2 separate regions of the Homo sapiens genome follow, and region 1 is linked to region 2. Evidence: read pairs that join two places in POLR2A ChIA-PET (ENCODE). Cell type or tissue: MCF 10A. All regions are shown on one strand.

Region 1 (2,500 bases), 170 kb after region 2:
AAGCTCTGCCTCCTGGGTTCATGCCATTCTCCTGCCTCAGCCTCCCAAGTAGCTGGGACTACAGGCACCCACCACCACGCCCGGCTAATTTTTTGTATTTTTAGCAGAGACGGGGTTTCATCATGTTAGCCAGGATGGTCTCGATCTCCTGACCTCGTGATCCACCTGCCTCGGCCTCCCAAAGTGCTGGGATTACAGGCATGAGCCACCGCGCCCGGCCCCCACCAACAGATTTGATGAGAGATCCTTGTTCATCTGCTTCACCAGCGTGGTGTGAGCTATTTGTTTCACGCTAGACATTGGTGGTCGAAATCATTTAATCTCATAGTAAAGGGTGTAAATTTACTTTGTACTCACGTGGAAAGGTACACTTCACAGTTTAGTTTGGGGGAAACGTGAAGTTAAATGTTTTAATACTAACTAGGCTTGTTCACTGAACTGTGTAATGTGGGTAAAATACTTTGTAAAGGACCTTATACTCGACTGTATGCCTCCCAGTGTATTTCCCCTAAAGCAGTGCTCTTATTGGTCTAAATCTGTTCAGACTTGCTTTCATTACTTGGTTTGTTAAAATTTATTATTTAACTCAGTCTCTGAACTGGGTGTGAGATCCCTTGGTTTCCAAAACCCTTGCCACCTTTAAAGAATAGAAATCGGCCCCCACCACAGGTGATGCAGTCAGCGCTTATCATTGGAGGTGGTTCTGTGGAGTTGCTAGAACACTGAATGAGCCCGTGCGGTGCTGCTCCTGTGTGCTACAGATCACAACATTTTCGTCAGCTGATCATACCTAACATTGCTTTATGTGACTTTTTTTTTTTTCTTTTTTTTTTTTTTGAGACAGAGGCTCACTCTGTTGCCCAGGCTGGAGTGCAGTGGCATGATTTCGGTTCACTGCAATCTCCGCCTCCAGGGTTCAAGCGATTCTCCTGCCTCAGCCTCCCAAGTAGCTGGGATTACAGGCGCACACCACCACACCCAGCTAATTTTTATATTTTTAGTAGAGACGGGGTCTCTCCGTGTTGGTCAGGCTGGTCTCGAACTCCCAGCCTCAGGTGATCTGCCCACCTCTGCCTCCCAGAGTGCTGGGATTACAGGCGTGAGCCACCACACCCAGCCTATGTGACCTTGATTTTAAAGACGCCTCATTTAATGTTAGTGTTGATTCATTTAATAGTGTTAACATTGAACTCAGGGCCAGCTGTAGTAAGTAGTCTGTGGTGCCATCATTTCAGCCTGTTAGAAAGCTCATCCCACACCGGTTTTGTCTGTAAGACACCTGACAGCCAGCCTGCACTTAAGAACAGCAGACAGCACTTCACACTGCACCTGGGGCCACTTCAGACAGCGATGTCACCAGAAAAAGCCCAAAGGGCAAAACACCCGACACTCATCGTGAAAAGACTTGACAGCTAATAACTGAAACAGGCAGAGCATTATCGTTTTCTGCCTCAGCTGGGATCGTCGCATCTGTGCAGGTCCAGGACTGACTGGAGAAATGCTGCTGGTATCTAGCTTGGGATTACACATGAATTTTAGCGACTGGGTGGATTTGCAAATATGGGATCTGTGGATAATGAGGATGACTGTATAGTGCATACTGCGGGCTCTGGGGGTTCTTCTCAAAGACAAGCTCCCTGAAAGCTTGGAGCCTTGGCACCACTCTCGCAGAGAGTAGCAGTGGCACCCCCTGAGTGCGCAACCAACAGCAGCAAGCTCATTTGTTTAATTATGGTTTAACTTCTTTTCGCCAGTTTTTTTTTTTTTTCCTTGAGACAGAGTCTCACTTCATCACCCAGGCTGAAGTGTAATGGCACGATCTTGGCTCACTGCACCCTCTACCTTCCAGGTTCGAGCGATTATCCTGCCTCAGCCTCATGAGTAGCTGGAACCCCAGGCGTGCGCCACCATGCCCAGCTAATTTTTGTGTTTTTTGTAGAGAGTGAGTCTCACTGTGTTGCCCAGTCTGGTCCTGAACTCCTATACTCACCTCCCACCTCAGCCTCCCAAAGTGCTGGGATTACAGGCGTGAACCAGTCTTTTTACCAAATTTTAACATCAGTAGGTTATACAGTTAAAGTTTAGCTTTCACTGAAGTACAAGCCTGAAGGCCCCTTAAGACCATTGAGAAAATACTCTTTCCTCCTACACACCAGTGGGAATTCAGCATTTCTAAATGAGATGCAGTTTACTTCTGCCAAGAGCCCACTTAGCAGGCACACAAATGAATGGGGAAAGAACGCTTTGCCCCCACAGGAGGCGCCGGTGGGGGTGAGGCGCTGTGCTCTCTGCTCATGCCCCTCTGTGTAGGGCATGGCCAATTTCGGATAACTGCTTTGTTTACCACACAGGTGCTTTGCTTGTAGAATGGCCCACACCTAAAACGCAGCCAAAACAGGAAAATTGGGACTTTGTGTTTTTATTTTGTCTTCATATAGCGTTTTCTTGTGATTTTTGTGTTCTGAGTTGTAAATACTTCTAAATTTCAGGTTTATCTTTT
Region 2 (2,500 bases):
CGGAGACGGGCAAAACCAGGAGGAAGAGAGCTCCCCCGACCCGGCAGTGTTCCCGGCTCAGGCGCTTGGAAGGGCTCCTGAGCATGGAGGGCTGCGGGAGGCCAGGGAGATAAGGGCTCGAGGGAGGGCGCTTGGGTGGGGTAAGAGCTGTAGCAGCTCTGCCCACTGGTTCCTAGAGCCAGCTCAGGGGAGCAGGCAGCTCGGCCCTGGGTCCCACAACATGTGCAGCCCAGGGAAGAGAAGGCTCTGCTTTCCAGGTGTGGAGCCGAACAGAGATCATCGCTCCACCCTAAAGCAGTGTGGCTGGAGGAGTGAAATACTCTAGAGGCTTGAGCTCCAGGTCACAGTGCCTTTGGGTGACCTTCCGCTGGTCATGTGTTTCCTCAAGGATCCGTTTCCTCACCTGTGTGGCAGGATAGTTTATTGAGTCATGAATATCTGTTCTTATCCACCCTATAACCCTCCCCTCTTGCCACTTTCCAAGCGGCTCTCCACGTTGCAAGCAAAAAGCCGCCGAAAGTCATCTTTGAGATGAGAGTGAGTATCTTAGACTGGAAGCATCTCCTGCCAGCCCGGAGATGACAGAATGTCCTGCAGGCCACTCCCTTGGAAGCACCTCTGGAGGTGGTCCAGCCCCGAGCTTCCCAGCCTCAGATTCCAGCACAGTCTTGGGGTGCACACGAGCACACAGGCTCCAACAAGGGAGTCAGGGAGTCAGGGCCCCTACTATCTCCAGGCTCCATCTAAGATGCCTGGATTTTGGTGGGGGGTGGAAGTGGAGGAAGACAGACCCAGTAACTGGGATGGAATTCACTGCCACCTACCCGTGTGACATTGGCTTAAATTAAATTAAACAGATCTAAGGCAGACACCAAGATGCTCTTTCTGGTGGGGCCGAGTTTATAGACAGGACTCCTAACCCTTCTGCTTGTTAACCGGCATAATAATATCCCCATTGGAAAATGGAAGTGTGCTTTGCAAACGGTCAAGTGTCAAACAAACAAGAGGCGTGCTCTGGACTCCTCCATCCCGGGTCCCATGGGAAGGGGGTGCACAGAGGAGGGCCGGCTCACGATGTTCCCCTCTAGATGGCAACAGACAGCCCGTGAGGCACTGTAGGAACAGCACAGGGCAGAACAGCCCGTCCGGGACACCCACCTCCCCACCCCCGGCTCACACTGGCCAAAGATCCAGACTGACAAATGACTCAGACACACAAACGCCCGGGGCTAAGAGGAAACACGGCATGGCCCGGAGGTTGCAGGGGGCAGCACTCACAGGGATGGGGCTTTCTGCTATGCCTACCCCTCCACCCAGCCATGATCAGTGGCCTGAAATGGTGTCATGGACCCCCTCCCATGTTTGAGCACTTGCTGTATACCAAATTCTTACAGATATGTTTGTACTCTTAAATGGTTATGAAGATCCTGTCTTCATAGGACGAAACCAGGGATTCTAGGGGTCAATTACTGTTGATGTCACCATCCTTCATTATTATTAGATAATCTGGCCAAACTCATACACTAATCAACATCAGTCCCCATCACAACCACAACAACGACTGCTGACCCTTCCGAACCCACTCCCAGCCTGGGGGGTTGCAGAAGCACCGAGTTCCAGAATTTCAGCCTCCCTCCCACAACGTCCAACGCACCCCCTCGAAGCACAGCCTGTCCTTCTTTTGAGCTGGCTCTGTGTGATGAAGGGACACCCAGCAAATGGCCCAGACCCATGGGCATTCGATCTATTTTCGGTTGCAGTCCCTTTACCTCTGACACCTGTGCCTGCGCCAGACCCCTTCCTTTCCTGGCCGGCCATCCGAGGGGTCCCTGGTGGCCTCTGGGAAGAGAGGAACTGCAGAAGTCCCTTTCATTTTCCAGCTGAGGTGCTGGCTCTGGGCCGATGCTGCCGGGCACCCCACAGGAGGTAGCCGCCCTCTCTGGCTCAGTCACCAGCACGAGGGCAGGGCCACTCCTTTGGGGCTGCTTGTCACGGGTGCCCTTTGCCAGCCTCCAAGGACATCCTTCCTTCTCTGTCCCTCTCCCCTGTCCTCAAGCCCCGTCCCATTTTGAACCTCTGCATAGCAGGATTCAGATTCCCTTCCAAGCGCATCAGAACTAAGGCTAGCTCTGGCTGGGCATGGTGGTTCACGCCTGTAATCCCAGCACTTAGGGAAGTCGAGGCGGGAGGATCACCTGAGGTCAGGAGTTCAAGATCAGCCTGGCCAAAACGGAGAAACCCCGTCTCTACTAAAAATACAAAAATTAGCCAGGCGTGGTGGCGCGTGCCTGTAATCCCAGCTACTCAGGAGGCTGAGGCAGGAGAATTGCTTGAACCCGGGAGGCGGAGGTTGCAGTGAGCCAAGATCGTGCCACTGCACTCCAGCCTGGGTGACAGAGAAAGACTCCCTCTCAAAAAAGAAAACAAACCACCAAAAAAGAACTAAGGCTAGCTCATCTCACCAGTCCTTTATGATCTAAACCAGTGCTGTCCCCGGTGG

Evidence for each region. Peaks named below come from ENCODE experiments on the same cell type or tissue, not always from the same donor. Only the 100,000 strongest peaks of a DNase experiment are listed, where the experiment ranks them.
Region 1: POLR2A ChIA-PET joins it to region 2 with 5 read pairs; 5 of 35 experiments call an interaction of 5 or more read pairs at or near these places.

Annotation. Positions count from the first base shown.
Region 1 is chr7:74,191,859-74,194,358 of GRCh38, forward strand. The region is part of intron 5 of EIF4H (eukaryotic translation initiation factor 4H); the gene reads left to right. Among named protein-coding and RNA genes, the nearest start is that of MIR590, 1.9 kb to the left of the region's middle. In MCF 10A, no CTCF peak of the experiment used is centred here; no DNase peak of the experiment used is centred here.
Region 2 is chr7:74,022,095-74,024,594 of GRCh38, forward strand. No RefSeq gene overlaps it. Among named protein-coding and RNA genes, the nearest start is that of ELN, 4.8 kb to the right of the region's middle. In MCF 10A, no CTCF peak of the experiment used is centred here; a DNase peak (open chromatin) is centred at 1,187.